Linked DNA regions of Homo sapiens: region 2 is linked to region 1. Evidence: read pairs that join two places in POLR2A ChIA-PET (ENCODE). Cell type or tissue: Panc1. All regions are shown on one strand. Each heading gives the region's core, and the rest is flanking DNA. Links, peaks and the distances in the headings are about the cores only. Region 1 overlaps CAMKMT (calmodulin-lysine N-methyltransferase). Region 2 overlaps CAMKMT (calmodulin-lysine N-methyltransferase).

Evidence for each region. Peaks named below come from ENCODE experiments on the same cell type or tissue, not always from the same donor. Only the 100,000 strongest peaks of a DNase experiment are listed, where the experiment ranks them.
Region 2: POLR2A ChIA-PET joins it to region 1 with 5 read pairs; 4 of 35 experiments call an interaction of 5 or more read pairs at or near these places.

What each region holds. Positions count from the first base shown.
Region 1 is chr2:44,502,021-44,513,356 of GRCh38, forward strand. All of the region lies in intron 3 of CAMKMT (calmodulin-lysine N-methyltransferase), which reads left to right. Among named protein-coding and RNA genes, the nearest start is that of CAMKMT, 150 kb to the left of the region's middle. In Panc1, for the core only: no CTCF peak of the experiment used is centred there; no DNase peak of the experiment used is centred there; H3K27ac peaks cover 255 bases.
Region 2 is chr2:44,668,979-44,680,314 of GRCh38, forward strand. All of the region lies in intron 3 of CAMKMT (calmodulin-lysine N-methyltransferase), which reads left to right. Among named protein-coding and RNA genes, the nearest start is that of LINC01833, 260 kb to the right of the region's middle. In Panc1, for the core only: no CTCF peak of the experiment used is centred there; no DNase peak of the experiment used is centred there.

The sequences.
Region 1 (11,336 bases), core at 1,312-9,311:
TGTCAGCCTGGCCAACATGGTGAAACTTGTCTCTACAAAAAATACAAAATATTAGCTGGATATGGTGGCAGGTACCTGTAATCCCAACTACTCAGGAGGCTGAGGCAGGAGAATTGCTTGAACCCAGGAGGCAGAGGTTGCGGTGAGCCAAGATCGCACCACTACACTCCAGCCTGGACAACAGAGTTGAAACTCTGTCTTTAAAAAAAAAAAATTACCGAATAAATATACATTTATCTTTGGTGTTTCCCAACTTAGATTTGAATTGTTGTATCTCTCCCCTAAACCCTGCCCTGTGCTCTTGTGTGCCCTGTGACTGATTAGTATCCTTGTCTCTGTCACTCCAGGTCTGCTCTCTTTTTCTTTTCCCTTTCTGCACTTCAAGCCTTCCTTACCTCCCATGCCCTTGTACCCTTTTAACTTTCTTTAAAAATGGCCAGTGCTTTATTTCAGTTTCACTGTGTCCATTCTCTAGAAATTAATCTGATGCACTAATCACCATTAAATTGATAATGCTTGATAATGTCTTGCCTTGATCTGGTTTGCCATCTTAATTAGAATTTTAACTTAGCTTTTTAGAGGAGAACATTTCAAGACATACCACCTTGATTGTTGAACTTGGGTTAGGTAATATTTCAAGGTGGTTCATAAAGGTATTTATTTTAAAGGAAAAAGAACACTGAGAGCCCAGCATGCATATCCACCTTCAAGATTTAATAATTTGAGATTTCAACTGTCCCTTAAGGAAAGCTGATTTTAGAAGAGAGAAGGTAAAACTATTCAATAATTATTATCCATAATAAAATATATTATAGTTCCTTTTTCTTAGCCAATTAAAGGAAAATACTATGTATTAATAGGATATGTAATTTGGGGGTATAGAAAACATTTTTTTAACTCATCTAATTATTTTTAGTTTTTGTGATGATGACTACTGATTTGTCCTGTGCTACATATAATTCTTTGTCACAGTTTTATTAGCATATATTATAGCCAAGTGCTTGCTTGGCTATGAAGAGGGCATTTTTATTCTGTTCCATGTTATTTTTCTTACCAAAAAATGCAACAAAAAACTAAAGTCTATTCAAAAAAAGCTTATTTCATTATTTAAAAAAATTCTTTCCCATATTCCATATTTCTTTTGTTAGTGTAATAACCAATTTTTTTTTCCAGAAATTTAACCTCTCCCCTGCTTGTGTCATTCAGGTTTGGCCCAAAAGCAAACAATGGAAGTACTTCTGACCTACCTTTGTTAGAAACTTTGCATATCTAAATCATTGCTTGCAAGAGTGTGAGGGAAAGTAAGAGTAAAGAGGATAGAATATAAGAGATTGCTCTGTCCTAAGATATTGATGGTCTATTGGGAAATCAGATAACCACATATGACACACTCTATCAGCAAGCCAGATTACTTTTAAGTTCTAAGATATGTGAAAAAGTTAATAGTATCAGTCTTCAGAGAGAAAAGAGAAATTACAGCAGGCTTGAGATGTCATAGAAGTTTTAGACTAAACTTTGGTGATAAAAGGGAAGAGGACCTTTGAGATGAAAATTTTCAAATATTCCTATCAGAATTCTCAGCCCAGAGATGATACATGCAGCAAACTGAGAAAAAGAGGAAAAAAGAATCGCTTCTAGGCTTCTTCATTTGTCCACGTGAAGTCTGTCCAAACCCAGTGTGACAGAGTTGTAGTTTCAAGCACGCTGTTCTTAGATCTTAGACTGCTGTGACAAAATACCTTAGACTGGTTGGCTTAAACAACAGAAATCTATTTCTCACACTTCTGGAGGCTAGGAAATCTAAGATCAAGGTGCCTCCAGATTCTGTTCTTGCTGAGTTCGTCTCCTGGCTTGTCCTAGAAGGGCTGTCTTATCCTTATGTTCTTACATGGCTTTTCCTTGATGAATTTACTTGTGGAGAGAGGTAGAGAAAGAGGAAAAGAGAGAGGGGAAGAGCGGGTGGGGAGAGAGAGAGAGAGAGAGAGAGAAAACGAAACGGGAAGGGGGAGAGAGAGTTGTCTCTTTTTGTAAGGGCCCAGATGCTGTTATGAAGGCCCCATCTTCATGACCTCATCTAAGCCTTATTACTTCCCAAAGGCCCTATCTTCAAATACCATCACATTAGGGATTAGGGTTTCAACATATTAATTTTGAGGGACACAAACATTCAGACCATAACACAACCCAGAACTCATCTGTGTTATGGTGAGTCCCACCCTTGCCTTAATTCCCTATCTTCCCCCAGAATCCTAGAAGATAAGACACACTGCTCAAATGACTTAGGACTTAGTTTAGGGCACTCCCTTTAGGGTCATATGTTGTATTAGTTCAGATTTCAAGTATTTATAGATATTTTTGAATTTATGTTTAATTCTTTATTCAAAATGAGCTTTTTGAGAGCTCATAATTGGCTTACCTTATGATTCCATAAAAGTGAATATTTGGCTTTAGACAAGTGTAATTTGTTTATTTAACAACCATTTAATGGATGCCTATGATGTGCTTCTTTCTGATTTTTGGCCTAGGGGTTTGTTCAATTTCCTATGCCTCTTACAAGGGCAGAATTGAGGTGGGGCCTTTTAGTTTTTCTGCGTCCTTGCCAGCCTTTGGTGTTGCTGTTATTTTTATTTTAGCCATTTTAATAGATGTATGGTGATATCTCATTATGGCTTTAATTTGCATTTCCTTAATGGCTGATGTTGTCAAAGATCTCTTAATGTGCTTATTTTCCATCTGTATATCCTTTTTTGTGAAATACCTGTTCAGTGTCTTGCCCATTGTGTTAGTCTGGTTTTTTGTTGCTATGAAGGAATATCTGAAGCTGGGTAATTTGTAAAGAAAAGAGGTTTATTTGGCTCATGGTTCTACAGCTTGTACAAGAAGCATGGCACCAGCATCTGCTTCTGGTGATGGCCTCCAGCTGCTTCCACTCATGGCAGAAGGCAAAGGGGAGCCAGTGTGCACAGAGGTCATGTGGTGAGGGGTGGGAGGAGAGATGCCAGGCTCTTTTTCACAACTAGCTCTCACTGAATCTAATAGACCAAGAACTCACTTATTACTGCAAGGATGATACCAAGCCATTTGTGAATGATCCCATCCCTGTGAACCAAACACCTCACGTTAGGCCCCACCTCCAACACTGGGGATCAGATTTCAACATGAGATTTGGAGGGGTCAAACAAACCATATTGAAACTAGAGCACCCACTTTCTAATTGTTTTTTTTTAATAATTGAGTTTTGAGAATTTGTAAATATATTCTACATGCTACTCTTTGTTGGATATGCAGTAGTTTGCAAATGTTTTCTCTCAGTCTGCAGCTACTCTTTTCATCTGCTTAATAGGGTCTTTTGCTGAGCAAAGGCTTTTAGTTTTGATGAAGTCCAATTTATTTTTCTTTGTGGGTTGTGCTTTTGGCATCAATTCTAAGAACTAGTTTTGTAGCTCTAGGTCCTGAAAACTTTTCTTCTGTTTTTATCTGAAAGTTTTATAGTCTTATGTTTTACATTAAGTCTGTGGTCCAGTTTGAGTTAATTTTTTGTATAAGGTGGGAGTTTTTGGTGAAGATTCACTTTTTTGCTGATGTCCAGTTGCTCTATTCTTTATCATAAAGGTCTTCATCCTCATCATCTTACCATTGAATAGGCTGAGGTGAAGGAGGCGGAAAAGGAGGAGTTTGTCTTGCTGTCAGAGGCGGAAGAAAATCCATGTGTAAGTGGACCCGTGCAGTTCAAATCCGTGTTGTCCAAGAGTCAACTGTGCTTCCTTTATAAAATGTCAGCTTGTTCCTGTTACATTAAGGAGAAACAAGGAGTTTATTTACTTTATTTATTTATTTATTTATTTATTTATTTATTTATTTATTTGAGACAGAGTCTGGCTCTGTTGCCCAGGCTGAAGTGCAGTGGCGCGATCTTGGCTTACTGCAACCTCCTCCTCTCGGGTTCAAGCATCCTCCCAGCTCAGCCTCCCAAGTAGCTGTGCATCACCATGCCTGGCTAATTTTTGTATTTTTTTATAGAGACAGGATTTCACCATGTTGCTCAGGCTGGTCTCGAACTCCTGGGCTCAAGCAGTTCATTCCACCGTGGCCTCCCAAAGTGCTAGCATTACAGGCATGAGCCACCGCATCCTGTGAAACTAAAAGTTTAAATCTGTGCTTTTTTCAAGGAAAGAAGGAGCAAATGGTAAATGTTCCTAAGCTAAGTGGTAGGGGTATAAAAGTGAGAAAATGAAATAAGGAAAGTTGAAATTCAAGGAGAATGAGTTGAAGACTACTTGTATACCTCATCTCTTCTACACAATATATTTATTTCTATTGGAGAATTTTTCTCATGCCTTAAGGATTTTGTAAATAAAGGGATGATTCTCTTCCTTGCATGTGAGACAGTTTTCAGCGATTTTCATTTAAATATGTGAGTTATTTTTCATATTTCTTTCTGATTATACTGTTTTAAACATCTGGGGATAATAGTGGTTGGTTTTAGTCAATATCTGTATAATTTATTCTTTGTTTATATTTTGGGATAGATATTATGTTAAAATCCTAGTTATGTTCTGGTCGGACAGAAATAAACGCCATTTCTCAATGTAGGGGGACTCTATGAATACAGATACTGGTAAACCCAGATTTTTAGTGCTAATAATGAATAACAACATGAGACATTTCACATAGTATAAATATAGTTCAAGAAATCCATCTCCTTATACCAAATTGGATTTCTGTAATAAGTGTGCTTTACTGACTAATTTTCTTTCAAAATTAACTCTGTTTAAACCGTTCTTGCTTTTTGTCATATTTCAAAATGTGTTAGCTAATATTACTTTAAATAATCAAGGTATCATTTTTATCTTGCAAATTTATGCTGATCAAAAAATCTTCAAATCTGAAATGTTTATAAAAATGACTATGTGACGGAATGGCAAACATACTCTTTAAAACGTTTTAATTCGAAAAGCTCACAAGGCATTTAGAAAGGTAGTGCCTACAAGAAAATTCTTATCTTCAATATTATTTACCTGTTCATTTTGGAATTCATAAAATTTGTGCAATCTTTTTTTTTTTGAATATGTGTGTCCTTATCAGAAAGGAATAGAAAAATTGAAGGCAGTTTGGAGCTGAATAGAAGTTATTAATGAGCTTAACTTTGACTGAAATGACAGATTAATGGCTAAATTTTCTTCTATAGCAAGTCTGTTAGAACTTCTACCTTGCTTCAGTAAATTCTTTTTGTCATTACAAATTGGAGGCAAAAGGCAAAGTAGGTTTAATTTCAATTTTGAAACTCAGACCTTAAATCTTTAATGACCTTCACTCAGAACCAGGATTGGTTGTACTTCTTTGGAGCACTTATAAAAAAAACCTTATGGATAGTGTGCATCATGGAACACATCACATTTTCTCCTTTTTATTGACTGCAAAAAAGCACTGAACCAAATTCATGGTGGCCTACTTCTAATTGGTGTACTGTACCATGTAGTATGCCTTTTTTGTAATGACCCTGATTTCATCTCATTTTTTTCTTGTCTATTTTCTGTTTGCAGTGATCTCCTCATCATTTTAGAAGTCCTGTTGTGATAATAGTAAAAGTAATAATTATTCATATTTATTTAGTTCTGTTTATAAGCACTCTACATGTTTCATTAAGTTTAATGTTTAACATCGCTTTGTGATAGTTACTCTCATTATCCCCATTTTACTGATGAAGTAGAGTAGTGCTACTCAAAGCACTAGACTGAGAGGAGTTTAGCAGCTTGTACCAGAATTAAATCAACTTACTGCTTCCTTCATCAAGAAAGTCATGCTGTGAAAAAAGTGTCAGCCGAACTAAACAATGTGCTTAATGATCTGCATTCTGATGCAAGAAACTTACCTCGGCACAAACTGGCAACAGACACTTCATTGTCAGCCTGGACATCAAACTTTGAGTAGCACTGTTCCAGAACAGTGTTTCTCAAACTATCTGTGGTGAAGGACTTTTATGCATGTGTTTAAATGTTTAGCACTTATGGGCTGAGACTTTGATAAAGTAAAAACGTTGTGGTAATGTGAAAAGTTTCTAAGTACTTTAATGTAATGACCTTGTCTTGAACAAGTAACAGTGACTTTAAGGACTGGCATAGGTAGACCCTGTTTTGAGTAGCACTGGTATAGAGTGAATTAGTGTATCAATTGTGATTGATTCTAGATCCTAGGGAGAATCACAGTGCCTTATTCAGCATCAACACATGAGAGTTGCCTAATTTGCGTAAATGTAAACCTATAGCCACATTGGTGGGAAATAGCAGAGCAAATATCTAGGTATTAATCCTGTGGCATCAGCACCTTAGGTTTATCTGGTTTGCATATAGCCAGTCACAGCAAGGGAGTGAGTAGGCAGTATACCTATAGGTATAGAACCAGTTACAGGAAGGGAGTTCCCCACTACAGTGTTTAAAAATTCCGAGCTTTCATGCACAATGAAAGCATGTTTCTTTCCTTCCCTCACACTCAAAGGTTGTGAACATCCTACAAGAGACCATTGTAGACATCCACCTAGAGGTTCCAGTACTGTGGCTAAACGTTTACCTTATCTCAAAGGAATACGTATGTGTATATGTAGGATGTGTAGTAAAAGGAAAGTTTGGCCTGGATAGATTGAATAACTTTCTATGGGATTTTTTTTCCTTTAGGTAAATAATCCTATGATAAATATAAGTAATCTGGTTAGGATATCCTTATCAATTTCTATAATATTATGTTAAAGGCAGTGGAAAAATATGATGTAACTTGTATGTCTTAAATTGTATGTCTCAGCTGGGTGTGGTGGCTCACGCCTGTAATCCCAGCACTCCGGGAGGCCAAGGCAGGTGGATCACCTGAGGTCATGAGTTCGAGACCAGCCTGACCAATATGGTGAAACCCTGTCTCTACTAAAAATACAAAAATTAGCCGGGTGTGGTGGCATGTGCCTGTAGTCCCAGCTACTCGGGAGGCTGAGACAGGAGAATTGCTTGAACCTGGGAGGTGGAGGTTGCAGTGAGCCGAGATCATGCCACTACACTCCAGGCTGGATGACAGACCCAGACCCCATGTCAAAAAAAAAAAAATTATATGTCTTAAATTCCTGTAGCTTTAATGTGAGAACACTGAAGCACAGAAAGGTGACAAGAGCTAATGAGGGACTGAGCCAGGGTTTCAGCTCAGCCAGGATTTGAGCTCAGGGAACTGTCTCCAATAGCCTAATTATTTTTCTTTGTTTTTAACTTTTAGTTATTTTAGACTATTACAAAAAAAAAGTTTTTTGTTTTTGTTTTTTGTTTTGTTTTGTTTTGAGTCAGGGTCTCTCTTTGTCACCCAGGCTGGAGTGCAGTCATCTTGGCTCACTGCAACCTCCACCTCCTGGACTCAAGTGATCTTCCCACCTCAGCCTTCTAAGTAGCTGGGACTACAAGCACATGCCACCATGCCTGGCCAATTTTTTGTGTTTTTTGTAGAGATGGGGTTTCACCATGTTGCCCAGGCTGGTCTTGATCTCTTGAGCTCAAGCAATCTTCCCACCTCGGCCTCCTGAATAAAAGTTTTAAAATAAGTATAATTCCTGCTGTGGTTTGAGTATGTCACCAGAATTCATGTGTTGGAAATATGGTCCCTGGTATGGCAGTGTTGGGAGGTGGGGCCTTAAGGTGGTTAAGAGGGATTAATGCTGCTCTTGCAGGACTCGGTAATTCTCATGGGAGTGAGTTGTCACTATTGTAGAACTGAATTGGTACCATGAGAGCAAGTTGTTATAAAGTGAGGCTACCCTTTGTGTTTTGCTCACTTCCTTTTTGACTTCTGTGCTATGTTACAACGTGGGACAAGACTTTCACCAGAAACCAACCAGTTGTGGCTGCCCAATCTTGGGCTTCCCGGTCTCCAGAACTGTGAATCAGAATAAACCTTTTTTCTTTGTAAATTACCCAGGCTCAGGTATTCTGTTATAGCAATAAAAAATGGACTATGACAGTTCTCAAATACTTTTCCCCTGGCTTCCCTGAATGTTAACATCTTACATTACCATAGAATAATTATTGAAATCTCAAAATTGACATTGATACTGTTAACTGCTCTACAGAGCTTATTCAAATTTCACCAGAATTTTAGTTTTTCTATTAATATCCTTTTTCTGGTCCATGATCCAATCCAAGAGCACATACTGCATTTAGCTGTCATTTTATTTTAGTCTCTTTAAATCTGTGGTAATTCCTTAGTCTTTCTCTGTCTTTCACGGCCTTGATACTTTAAAGAGTACTAGTCAATTATTTTGTAGAATGTCTGTTAATTTGAGTTCATCTGATGTCTTCTCATGATTACATTGAGATTTTAAAGTTTAAACTAGAATATTACAGAAGTGATGTGCTCCTTCTCAGTGAATCATACTGGGGCTACATGATTCTAACATGACTCAATTACTGGTAATGTTCACCTTGATCACTTGGCTGAAGTGGTGGATCCTAGGATCCTCCATTACAACACTACTATTTTCCCCTTTGTAATTAATATTAATAAATATCTTGTTGAGACATACTTTGAGACTATACAAATATCCCATTTCTCATTATACTTTCCCTCTCAGATTTTACATTCCACTGATTCCATCGCCTACATTCTTTTTAAAAAACTTCATTTCAATAGTTTTCGGGGTACAGATGGTTTTTGGTCACATGGATAAGTTCTTTAGTGGTGATTTCTGAGATTTTAGTGCACCCATCACCTGAACGGTATACACTGTACCCAGTATGTAGTCTTTTATCCCTCACCTCCCTGTCAACCTTCCTCCTCGAGTCCCCAAAGTCCATTATATCACTTTTTTTTTTTGAGGTGGAGTCTTGCTGTGTTGCCCAGGCTGGAGTTTCGTGGCATGATCTTGGCTCACTGCATGCTCCACCTCTTGGGTTCAAGTGATTCTCCTGCCTCAGCCTCCCAAGTAGCTGGGATTACAGGAATGTGCCACTGTGCTCAGCTCATTTTTGTATTTTTAGTAGAGACGGGGTTTCACCATATTGGCCAGGTTGGTCTTGGGCTCCTCACCTCAAGTGATCTGCCCGCCTCAGCCTCCCAAAGTGCTGGGATTACAGGCGTGAGCCACTGTGCCTGGCCCATTATATCAATCTTATGCCTTTTCATCCCCATAGCTTAGCTCCCACTTTTAAGTGACAACATACGATATTTAGTTTTCCATTCCTGAGTTGCTTCACTTAGAATAATGGCCTGTGGCTCCATCCAAGTTGCTGCAAAGGACATTATTTCATTCCTTTTATTTTTTAAGACGGAGTCTTGCTCTGTCACGCAGGCTGGCGTACAATGGCGCCATCTCGGCTCACTGCAACCTCCGCCTACTAGGTTCAAGCAATTCTCATGCCTCAGCTACCTGAGTAGCTGGGACTACAGGTGTGCACTAACACGCCTGGCTAATTTTTGTATTTTTGGTAGAGACAGGGTATCACCATGTTAGCCAGGCTGGTCTCAAACTCCTGACCTCAGGCAATCCGCCTGCCTCAGCCTCCCAAAGTGTTGGGATTACAGATATGAGCCACCACGCCTGGCCTATTTCATTCCTTTTTATGGCTGACTAGTATTTCACGTCCTACATTCTTAATCGTTACATTGGACTTTTGTAAATTATCTGAAAGTAAAAAGGTACTTCAACTGAGGGCTGAGAGATCTGCCTCCTAAAACCATCTGGGGCTCTTGCTCCCTCCAGCTGTTCCCTCCTCCTGGACTGTTCTTCCCTCAGATTTTATCTTTTGGTTGGGTCCCTCACTTCAAGTGTTTACACAAATTTGACCTTGTTAGTGAGACCTCCTTGACCACCCTATTTAATAATACTGCAAACCAATCTGTCCAACCTGCTTACTCTGCCCACCCCCCATCTTCTAATAGTACTGTACTTTGTGCTTACCTAGGCTGTCCCTCTTGTAGCTCCTTGTAATTTCAGACTTTAGAACAGGTATGAATGAAAACGTTCTGAGAACTTTCTCTGCTTGTGGGTGGAGGAAGGAGTGCACAGTGAAATTGTTCTTCCGATTGCGTCTTCCTTACGTCAGCCATGACACTTGTAGTCACTGCTGCTACCACTTACCAAGGAACTCAGACTCCAGGCTGCCACTACCTTGCAGGACAATATTAGCTGATGCTTGACCATGTCTATGTAATTTTGTACACAAGACAAAAAAGGGGCAAAAAGTTACTAGCTCCTCCCCTTAGCCAACATTTTGACTTTGGACAAATAAGTTCACCTTTCTGTTTCTCATTTTCTTTATAAACTGAGGCTAATAAATCATAGGTTTGCTGTAGGGATGAAATAAGAAAACATATAAAGCACTTAGCATAGCACCTGGCATGTTGTAAGCATTAAATGAGTGGCAGCCATTATTATTATTTTCTAGCTTTTATGGATGTATTTTACACATGGCACAAAATTGTACTTTCATTTATCTCATTTTGACAGTATACCTCTTCTTCTGACCTACAGGTACCTAAATTTAAAGAACAGTTTTTCCTACCCTTTCATTGTTGCTAGCCTTTCAAGAGTCTCCTACTTTTTTTGTGCTTTCTCAATTCCTGTATGATGTTTCTAAACTACAATAAATTAAAGCTAGTATTTCTTCTCTATTGGAAGGCCAGCTGGTTAAAGACAACATCAAAATATCTATACCTAAATCTGTATGAAATTTTGAAAGACATGATGTATAGTCAACTTACAATGGGCTTCATTATACTTGCTTAAAATTATATTTTTATTTGATTTATATTTTCAATGTTTTTTTCTTAAGATAAATGCAAACCAACTTCCATTCTCAAAGCAAATAAAATAAATGTCAGTATTCCTAGGATCTCCTGAAGAGCTTGGAATGATATGATGTATGCTGTCCCCCATCTGTATGGATGAAGCCAGTTCAGGAAAACAAAAACAAAATATCTATTTAATTACATTTGGTGTTAATCTTTTCACAAGCAGTCCTGCATTTTCATGGAATTAAAAAACATTCTGATGAGAGCTTTGGTAATAAAACATTCTGATGAGTGCTTTGGTAATTTGCTGTATGTGTTTATTTTCACATCTATGCTAGCTATTGATCACAATTTCCAAGCCATTTAGAGGGAGAAATGCCCTCAGGCCGCTCTTCTGTGTGGCCTACTGCAGACAGCCAAATTACCCCACTGACAGGCCCCTTCCTGCACCCACCCCCACCCACCCAATACCTTATTCTTCACACAGAATGCGACAAGGGCCAAAGGAGAGGGGGACTGGAACATAGGAGTGTGACTAGTACATAGTAGTAGCTCGATAACTGTTGTTGAATTAATGAATT
Region 2 (11,336 bases), core at 2,203-10,202, 170 kb after region 1:
CACCATGTTGGCCAGGCTGGTCTTGAACTCCAGAGCTCAGGCAATCCACCCACTTCAGCCTCCCACAGTGCTAGAATTACAGGCGTGAGCCACTGCACCTGACCCCCACTTGTTTTTTGTTTGTTTTTGTTTTTAATAATTTTACAATATACATATGTATCCCTAAATAATACATTTTTGTTTTGCATGTTTTGGACTTATGTATATGGAATCTTATTATATATTCTTCTGTGAATTGCTTATGTTGCTCACCTTTAGATTTTTAAAAAATTCATATGGTGTATAATTCATTTTTACTGCAATATAATATTCTACTGTATGATATTAGTTTATTTTTCCAGTGTATTGTTGATGGACACTTGGGTCACTTCAGGATTTTTTGCCATTACAGACAAAGCTACTATGGACATCCTCGTACTTGGCTCCTAGCACATGTGTGCAAAAATTTCTGTAGGGCATATACTGAGGAGTGGAATTAGTGGGTTGCCTTTACTTGATGTTACCTAATTATCCTCTGAAGTGTTGTATCAATTTATACTAATATAAGCACTGGATGAAAGTTCCCATTCCACCATATGTTTGTCAAAACTTGGTGCTATCTGACTTTTAAAAATTTTGCTAGTCTGTTCGTTAAGTAATGGCATCTCATTATGGTTTTTTTTTTCTTTCTTTTTCTTCAGACAGGGTCTCGCTCTGTCACCTAGGCTGGAGTGCAGTGGCACAATCCCGGCTCACTGCAGCCTCAGCCTCCTGGGCTTAGGTGATCCTCCCACCTCAGCCTTCCAAGTAGCTGGGACTACAGGTGTGTGCCACCACATCTGGCTAATTTTTGTATTTTTTGTAGAGACGAAGTTTCACCATGTTGCCCAGGCTGGTCTCGAACTCCTGGGCTCAAGTGATCTGCTCACCTCAGCCTCCCAAAGTGCCAGGATTACAGGTGTGAGTCCCTGTGCCTGGCTCATTATGGTTTTAATCTGTATTTCCCTATTTACTAATCAGCTACTTTTCAATGATTATAGGCTTTCATGTTTTCTCTCTTGTGAAATGCCTATTTGTATTTTTGGCCCATTTTTCTACTGGGTTAATTGTCTTTCCCTTATTGATTTGTAAGAATGTCTTATATATTCTGAATACTAATCCTTGATCAGTTATGTGTTACAATTATCTTCTCCCAGTTTTTAGCTTGTCTGTTTACTGTTGTTATGGTGCCTTAATGAACAGAAATTTCTTGAACTATAAGAAATTGCTTATATGTGATGATTTTCACTTACACAAACTATTCCATGTGGTTCCTGGAGAGCTCATTAAAACACAGACTGGGCTGGGTGTGGTGGCTCCACCTATAATCTCAATACTTTTGGAGGCTGAGGCAGGAGGATCACTTGACACCAGGAGTTCAAGACCAGCCTGGTCAACATAGGGAGACCCCATCTCTAAAAAAATCACTGGAGTGCAGTGATTGCACCACTGCACTCCAGACTGGGCAGCAGAGCGAGATCTTCTCTCTAAAAATAACAATAAAAATTAGTTGGGCATGCTGGTGCATACCTATGGTCCTAGCCACTCAGGAGGCTGAGGTGGGAGGATCAGTTGAGCCCCAGTGTTAAAGGCTGCAGAGAGCTATGATCATGCTACGATAATGCCACTGCACTGCAGCCTGGGTGTCAGTGAGACCCTGTCTCTAAAAAATAAATAAATAAATAATAAAAATTTAAAAACACAGATTGCTGGACCCCACCTCCAGAGTTTCTGATTCGGTAGGTCTGGGATGGAGCCTTAAAATTTGCATTTCTAGAAAGTCCCTAGGTTATGCTGCTGATCCAGGAACCACACTTTAAGAAACGCTGCCTCAGCCAGGTCTGTCTTCTGAACATCTTTCGCCAATCCTCTCTCCATGGTTCCTTAGAGATTACACTCTATTGCCTAAAATATAATCCACCTCTTCTGCTCTTGACCTATCAATTTTTGGGCCCTGGGTCACCTTAATTGACTTTTTACCAGGCCTTCTCAATCCTGGGTACAGATAGCTAGTTGCCTAAGGAATGCTTGCAATATTAATAAATGCTGCCTTTTTGTTCAAAGTTAACAGGTAGCTTTTAGAATGGCCTAGTATTATTGATTAGCTGACTTTGTAGTCTCCTTTAGGAGTATAAGTGTGCTGAAGTTATTCTGATACAACGTTAAGTCATGAATCAAACTCATTGTCCTTCCATGCTCCAGTACCTAGTCTCCTTCCCCAAAATCCTACCCCCTTTTTTCCTTCAAAATTGCACTTCAGATCTGCATCCTTTCCTGTCATCAGTTAGTCCCCTAAATCCCCAGTCCTATTTGTGATACCCATGTATTTTTCTGGGACATGAATAACAACCTCAAACATCTTAATAATAAAGCCTCAGATGGGTAACAGGAATACACTGCAAAAATTAAATTACAATATTTAAGCCTTCCTTGTAATTTATTTAGAGCCAGGTTTCCCAGCAGTGACACTGTTGGCCTTCTGGGCAGATGACTGTTTGTTGTCTGGGCCTGCCCGGTGCACTGAGGGTGTTCAACAGCAGCAGTGGCCTCCACTCACCATGCCAGTGGCTCTCCACCCTCACCCCGTGTGGCCACCCCAAATGTCCTTTGAGGGCAAAAACCTCCTCTGGTTGAGAACCACTGATTTAGAGACATCTCATGCCTTATTTGAATTTTCAGGGATTTTTTTGGTGTGAAGTATTGTCAGCTGGTTTGGGCCTTTTAAAATTTCAACTCCCCAAGCCCTTTTAATCTTCTCCATTTCTTTTTTATCATATATTTCTCTTTGTTTCTGGCTAAAAGAGGGCATTGTATTTTCATGATTTTTTGAAAACCGATTCTCAACCACATTTCTCCAAGACAAAGGGCAGTTCCCACCAAACACACAGAAGCAGACCCTAGGACACACTTCAGATTCTTTTCCTGCCCTTCCTGCAAGTATTACTCTCACCATAGGATGGTGGTAGTTACTGTGATTAATATACTTTTAACTGTAATGCGATTATAGAAAATCATGCCAAAATTGCTAGAGCTAAAACTTGACCTGCCCCGACAGGATGATGAAAACTCAATACCATTCTCCCTGACCCTCCCCATCCGCCTCACTCCCCAAATAGTCTTGCTTCTTAATGAGTAAGAGTAGTTTAAGCTGCAATTATTTCCTCTTACACTGACTGTCCTTTTCACCCTGATTACTCTTTGGATGTATAATGGGGAGATAGCCGCATGCAGACTAGCAAGGAGGTCTGGTGAATGGCAGCAATACATACTTACTCGGGAAGAGTGCATTCCACTCTCAGAACAACCTGCCCAAACTGAATGCGGCTCACAAGTGGAGTGGGCAGAGCTTTTTACAATTTCAATTTGAAATGCCACTTTTCTAGTTTTCGTGGCTAAAATAGTAAATAATTTTGTGGGTTTTTTTTTCAGCTGCTCTTCATTTGACATTTGCTGAGCCCCTCTTGAATTTACTTTTGCAGAACAAGACCATTTGTACCCCAACTATTTGTACCATTAGGCCACTGCTCCTTTTTAGTTGCATTTAGGGACCTTCTCCAATTCAGTCTCTTTCTACATGAGCAGAGCACCTATTCATTCAAAGGGAACACCATGACACAGCCAGAGACTATGCCCCGGGAGTATAAAGAGCTTTGTGTCTGCTTCCCAGTTTCAGAAACTCATAGTTGCTTATTTACCAGATATCAACCAAGCTCTGGGTACCAGGCACTTTTGTACATTTCTAGTTTTGTCTTAGCTGAGATAAATACCAACTACCCTGAAGTACTGTAAGATGTACAAGTACCTTATTAATCATCCAAAAAAAAAGCCTAAGCAATAACAGTGTTTTATATTAGTTTGAGGGTTAGATGAATTCTATTTTTAGCTATATTTTTCTAGGTAGCAGTTCTAATAAACAGACATTTCATAACTACTAATCAAAATAAGTCAATGCCTTGGTTATCTGTAATTTTCTCTTACAACAACTTTAGACACTGGAATAGCACTGAAATAGGGAGTAATGATCTTAATTGTGTATTTCTTGGTAAATGACAGAATTCCTCCATATATATGATTTTGTTTGATTTTTTTAATTGGCACTACGGGCAAAGGAAGAAACTTTGGGGCAATGAGTGGTTTTAAAAACATAGGCTGGGCGACGTGGCTCATGCCTGTAATCCCAGCATTTTGGGAGGCTGAGATGGGAGGATTGCTGGAGGCCAGGAGTTTGCAATCACCCTGGTCAATACAAGGAGACCCCATCTCTACAAAAATTTCAAAAAGTCAGCAGGGTATGGTGGCATGTACCTGTGGGTCCAGCTACTTGGGAGGCTGAGGTGGGAGGATCATTTGAGCTTCAGAGGTCAAGGCTGCAGTAAGCCATGATTGCACGCCACTGCACTCCAGCCTGGGGGACAGAATGAGACCCTGTTTAAAAAAAAAAAAAAAGAGAGAGAGAAAGAGAAAGAAAGAGAGAGAGGAAGGAAGGAAGGAAGGAAGGAAGGAAGGAAGGAAGGAAGGAAGGAAGGAGGGAAGGAAGAAATCTATACACCCAAAAACCTAAACATCATCCCTGATGAGTGTGACCAGCTTGCTTATCAAAAGGCAAAGAGGGGTTCTCATTTGGTGGCGGTAGCTATCTAAACCAAGGCACTTGCTGCAAAACCTAGAAACATGGGAAAATGACAAATAAAGGAGCCAAGCAAAATAAGCGTTAAGGAAAGGGGGAAGAAGAAAATATGAAGACTGCAGGACAAAGAAGGGAGATGACTGGAAAGAGAAGTGAAGATTTCAACACTGATGTGAGAAAGTGACAGCATAAGTTACAAAGAATTTGGGAAAGATTAAATACTTCTTCAGGGTGGGAACAAACAGCCGAGCATAATGGAACAGTCTTTTAGGACACCCAGCCCTCAGAGCTCCAGACACCTCACTTCATACCAGTTTAGCCCAGTAACTGCTCTTCATAGCAAATCTCCTTCTTGCTGAAGAAAAGTTTGAATCATGTTTGCTATTTTCATGCACCAAAACCTTCAAAATTACCTAAAGAAAAAAAGAAGTTTGCTTAATTTCCCCTGTAATGAAAGTCTGTGTGGAATCACTTATTGTCTGACAGGTCTCACTAAATTTGACGTTCCTGTCCTGGATTTATCAGGATACCTCATTACTTCATCATGCTATATGTAAGAGTCAACTAGAATATAGTCAACTCATTATTGTTTGAATGATGTAAGAAGGAAAGGTTGATAATCCAAAAGGGTATGCAAACCCCTGTGATTTATACTTGGTTATTTGCATTTGTATTTTGATATTATAAACTTGCCCCTTTGTATTGTAACAATCTGTTAACCCATCTGTCTCCTCCACTAGACTATCAGCATCTTGACTGCAGGGACCATCTTAGTATCCAAAAGCTAGAGCACAGTCTCTGGCACATAGCTGGGGTTCGAAAAATGTTAAATAAATGAAGAAAAACATGTATCTGATCTGAGAAATCACTGCAAACAAAGTAATGCCTCCACACAATGAAAACACTCAGTAACACCTGGAAAGCTTAACTGCTTGTCTCTCAGACTGCTGCGAAGCCCCCAACCTCAACCAAAGTGCCCTACTGTAAATCTTTTCCCAGAATAACGGAAGTGGTTAAGTGTTCAGGTGTCAAAATGCTACCCTGCTGGGCTGCAGGCCACATACAAAGTTATATTACATTGAGTTTGAAATGCTAACAAAGCAAGTAATTAAGCTGAGTAAGTGCTAACTTGCTTGCAAGCAAGATTTGAAGCTGATAAACCAAAATGCTGATAATTAAGAGTTGATTATACAGCTTTGTTGTTTCTCTACCCTGCTAATAGCCTCACATTCTTGGCATGTAATGATTTCTTCCCCACAAGGAAAAAAAAAACACACAAACTATCAATCTTCTCCTCCTGTCTCCCACCCTGAAAAAGGTGTGACTCCCTCCTTTCTTAAGCTAAATCCTCTCCCTGTGGTCTTGATCCTTCTCTCTATTGCATCTTTTACCTCTCACTCTCCACGAATTTCTTCTTTTCTGTTTGCAAACATGCTCGGGATTTACCAACCTTAAGGGGGGGAAAAAAAAAAAGGCAAGCCAGCAAATGATAGTAGGAGAATCTTCCCTTACTCTACATTCCCTTAATTCTCTCCCATCTTTCTCCTCTGTATCCCCTAACCTCTTGGAAAAGGAATCTGTGTTCCTTGCCTCCTCAACTTGATGGCTGATTGCTTTTTATTCCCTTAAACACTTCTCCTGGTTTCAGCACTCTAATGAGGCTCTTTCAAAAGCTATAAATAATTCTTAATTGTCAGATTCCGGAATCTTTATTTTCTTCATCTCTGCAATCTTTCACATGGTTGACCTGCCCCTTTGGTAGAACTATTAAAGGGGCTTTTATGACTTCCATGACATTCTTACCTTCTGGTTTTCTTCTTCCTTCTCTTATTACTCTCCTCACCCTCCCTGTTCTCCTTCTTTCTTTTCCTTCTTCCTTTCTGGTAAGAGAGGAAAAGAAACTAATATTTATTGACATACAAGACAAATTATTTGTCAGATGTTGTGCCAAGTTTTCAAACGTCTTTTATTGTCACATCAACCCTAGGATATAGATATTCTTATCTCCATTTTAAAAATTATTTATTTTTAATTGTGGTAAAATACACATAATGTAAAATTTACCATTTGCATCATTTTAAGTGTACAGTTCAGTGGTATTAATTATATTCACATCATTGTGCAAACATTACCACCATCAATTTCCAGAGCTCTTTTCATTTTCCCAAACTGAAACTCTGTCACCATTAAACAATAGCTCTCCATTCTCCCCTCCCCCAGCCCTTGGCAACCATCATTCTACTTTCTTTCTTTGTGAATTTGACCACTCTGGGTACCGCAAATAAGTAAAATTGTACAGTATTTTTCTTTTTGTGGCTAGCTTGTTTTACTTAGCATGATGTCCCCCAAGGTTCATCCATGTTGTAACATGTGCCAGAATTTCTTTCGTTTTTAAGGCCAAATAATATTCCATTGCATATACATACCATATTTTGTTTATCCACCCAACTTTCAATCATCCGCATATAAATGGTGAAACTGTGGCTCAGACTAGTGCAGTAAACTCATTGAGGTTGCACAGCTTTTCCCTCTGGGGAAGCATTCTTCTAAATTCTATCCTTAGTCTTATTTCCTCTTTCCCTCTCTCGCTCTCTCTCTCTTCCCTCTCTTTGCTGATCTACTCCCATATTTTTAATTTTAATCTCCATCCATGTGGGTGTTTCTTAAATGTATATCCCAAATTTATCCTTGGTACTGAATCTAGTTCCATATTTCCAGTAGATCCAACCAGAATATTCCCATATTGCTTTCAATTCACTATGTATAAAACCCAAATGCGTTATCATCTGATCCTCAAAACAGGCTTGACTTTCTCACACTCCTATTGTTGTTAATGGCACCACAAATTTCCCAGTCATCTGGACCCTAAACCTCTGAGTCATCCTTAAGCCTCTTTCTCCACATCTCCCAAATTCCGTAAATCCTAAAGTCAGTCTTGTCAGTTGGGTCTCCCTAATCATCTTCATGCCCATTCCAGCCTTGCTGTGCCTGCAGAAGGGGTCCTACAGTCTGGTGGGTCTAAGAGCTTGGGTTGGGCTTAAGTCCCAGCCCAGCCACTCACTGGCATGGAGAGGACGGAAGGTGTTTGGCTAGTCACCTGACCTCACTGAGCCTCAGCTTCCTCATCTGAGAGAGAGAACCTAATGAGCAAGGTATGTTGATCCTTAAATGAAATAGTATTTATGAATAGTTCAGCACAATGCCCAGCATTTAGTAGATGCTAAGTAAATGGTTATTTTTTCTTCTTTTTTAAAAAATTCTGTCTTCCTGCTTCTAATTCACTAGCCTTCTTCCCTCATAAGGATTTTTTTTCTCTCTCTCAGAATTCTCTGCAGGAAACAAACCACTGTATTTTAGCATTATGTTTTATTTTACAGTGCCCTTGATTCTTTATACCTGTCTGAGGACAGTGACTGTGCTGACCCTTTACATTTGTGTTTCAACAATCCTGAAGGGGATTTTCATCTCCTGAACTGCTTTATCAATATTGTTTTATAAACAATTGTGACCTACAAAATTTATTGAGCCCAACCTCATTTTTTAAAGGACTGCTATAAAGTCAGTGGAATAGCATTTTCATGATTAAGAGCAGTCGGAGGGATTAATGGAGAGGCAGCATGAGCTTATTCCTAACTTTGAGTGTGCCAGGAGTTTTAACAGGGATAAGAGGAGTCACCAAACATCTCTTCCCTGTCCCTTGTATTATTTTGCAAGAACATAGGCAAACTTGTGCATATTTCAGCAGAAGGGATATCTGGGTAGAAGATTGCATTCAGTTTGTGGAGTAAGGGCATGCAAGCAATTAAATCCCAACTTCCTCATCAGCAGTCTGTACTCAGGAGAGCTGTCCAGAGTAGCCAGGCCACATCCAGCCACATTGGAGATAGGAATTCCATGTATATGGCAAAACCCTATCTCTACTAAAAATACAAAAATTAGCTGGGCATGGTGGCGGGCACCTGTAATCCCAGCTACTCAGGAGGCTGAGGCAGGAGAATCACTTGAACCAGGGAGGTGGATGTTGCAGTGAGCCGAGATGGCACCACTGCACTCCAGACTGGGCAACAGAATTGAGACTCCGTCTAAAAAAAAAAAAAGCGTATTTACTTTTAGAAGGTTGTGTTATTTTTTACAATTCTCTTATAACAATGCACCTCCTTATTGCCCGCACCTGGTGTACTCCATTCCAATCTCCTTGCTCTTGGGGTGTGTGTGTGTGTGTAAAATGTCTGGCATAAAACACAAGTGTGTGTGAGAGTCAATGTGTATGTGTATTTCACAGCTGGACTCATGCATAACACCCAGTTAATGGTGTCACTAAGGAGTACAATTAGAGGATGTATAAAGAAGAGAGAACTGACAAACTTTTCTGTACTATGAAAATTTTACAATGGGAAATAACTCTTTACAATACAGTTTTTTCAATAAGAAAAAAAAAAGGAATTCCATGTATGAATCCTAAACTAACTGTGTTCCTTACCTAGCTGGGTTGCTGCGTTTCCGAAAACCCATTAGCAACAAAAACACCAACAAAACCCCAAACAATCTTTATGAGTAGCTTGGAAAAAAATTTTTTAAATGCGTGAAAAAAGTAGACTTGTGATGGTGCACTTCAGATTAATTCTTTCCATTAACATTTTGAAATGTTAAGTAAATAGGTAGTGAAATGGGGATGGTGCTAGTTCTTCATCTTGTGTTAGACATCCAGGTCTAGCCATGTCTGTACTTCTCTAAATGTGACTGTGTATTCACTGAGATTGCTGCTGAGCCTACCTGAGATCATGAGGCTGCTTACTCATCAGTGAACAGCATGACCACCCTTGGTACACACTCCAGCTTCAAGCTAATGGTTCAGGCATATCTAAAATGGCCAATCTCTCCAAACACTTGGGCTGAATTCATTACTCCTGCCTCATTCCTGAAGTGCATAATCAAATTCTAAAGACCAATTGCTTGATATTCATATTTTTTTTCCTACAGCAGGTTTTACTCAGCAAAAAACGGACAATACTACTCAATGGATAACTTAGTAGTTCAGAAGCCATGTTATGTTTTGTGCTTGTATTTTTATCTCATGAGTAAGACTGTAATTGTGAATGTTTGTATATTGTCTTCTGAGTGTTCTTTTCTCCTGATAGCCTTCCTTCTCATCTTTTCTCAGTCTGTCTCTTATGAGTCCTGAAAGTGGGAGCCCCTGGTATTCCATGTACCTGTTTTGTGAAAATGGCAGACTCTGCTACTCACTTTTCTTTATTCATAATTATCTATCTTGGCCCAAATCCTATTTTTCTCCCATTCTAATTGAGAAATTTGGTTCTCTTCTCTCTACATTGAGTTGAAAATCCCCAGGAACCCAATAGCAGACTGGTTGTTAAGTTGATTTGGTCCCAAAAGAACCTTAACAAAATCCTCTTTCTACTCTTATGAATCGAATTCCCAAAACTCTTTTGAATAAACCATCCTGGTTTCCTCTAAGCTGATGGTTAGAGTTGGGTCATGGAGTTCAGGGTGGAAGTATTAACTCAGAAAGTCAAACTCCAGTGTTTTGGGGCCTGTGGGTGAATCAATGCTTGAGGAATATTGTGACCATTTATTTGCCTATTCTCTTTTGTCCCTGCCCAAAACCTCAATATAGTGATATTAAATTTTATAAATGTGGCTCAAAACTTGACAACTATTATATTTGATATTGGACTGCAGCCATCCTCTCAGGGATCTCTGCCCTCATTTTTTTCCACTCTGATTACTTGCCTCCGAGTGAAGGGTTCAAGAATAAATGCATTACCAAAATGAAGGGAAACAGTCTTTGAACTTCTGAGTGGAGAACTGTAAAGTGACCAAGAATTTGATTACTAGTCAGGCTTCTAGATGGTTTATTAATGAAGCAGTGCATTCTCCACGAGGGGAAAGAAATGCCATTAATGTTATACCCTTGGCACGGAAGTTCCTATTTAAGGAAAAGTAAATGCATAGCCTGCGCCATGTCAGAAAACTAATTTTAACGTTAACAATGAGTTGAGTATTCTTATAGTTATGAGAAAATATTCCAGCCTTCATTGCCTTCCACAAATAAGTTGCTGGAAGTAAACGAGGTGTGCTATTTCAGTACCAATTTAGCAATACCTCTGCTCTATTATCAGCAACATGCACAGTTGGTTCATGGCAGAATGCAAGCCACTCTTGTCTGTGAATAAGCATCAGGCTGACTGTGCAGGATGATAATTGCTCTGCCTGCACTTCCTTTGGCACCTACTGATCTCCGCTAAGTGGTTAGTAAAACATATTTTTGAAGGAATGTCAAGCACTTCTAAAAATTTGAAGGACTTCATCTTTGATTGTTCTTTTTCTTATGTTTAAGTTTGAAGAAAGTTCACACCAAGCCATTCCACGGCTGCCATTACTCCTAGCAAATGTCTGAAATAGCAGGGTGCCAGTGTGTCTGTGCTTGGCATCTTTTAATCAGCGGTGTTTTCTTTTTCATGATACTGTGACACTGGCTGGATGTGTTGGGATATCAAGTGACGGACTTCAAATAGATGGCAAATTCACTAAAGTGAAAATGATTGTGGTAGTTCCCTCATTTCCTCCTGCAGTGTATGCAAAACTGACTTTTAAAGTGTTTAGTGGATAATAGATCATGTAAGGTCAGTGCTAGCCATGGCAGCCATGGCTATTATTTTCCCTTTTCATG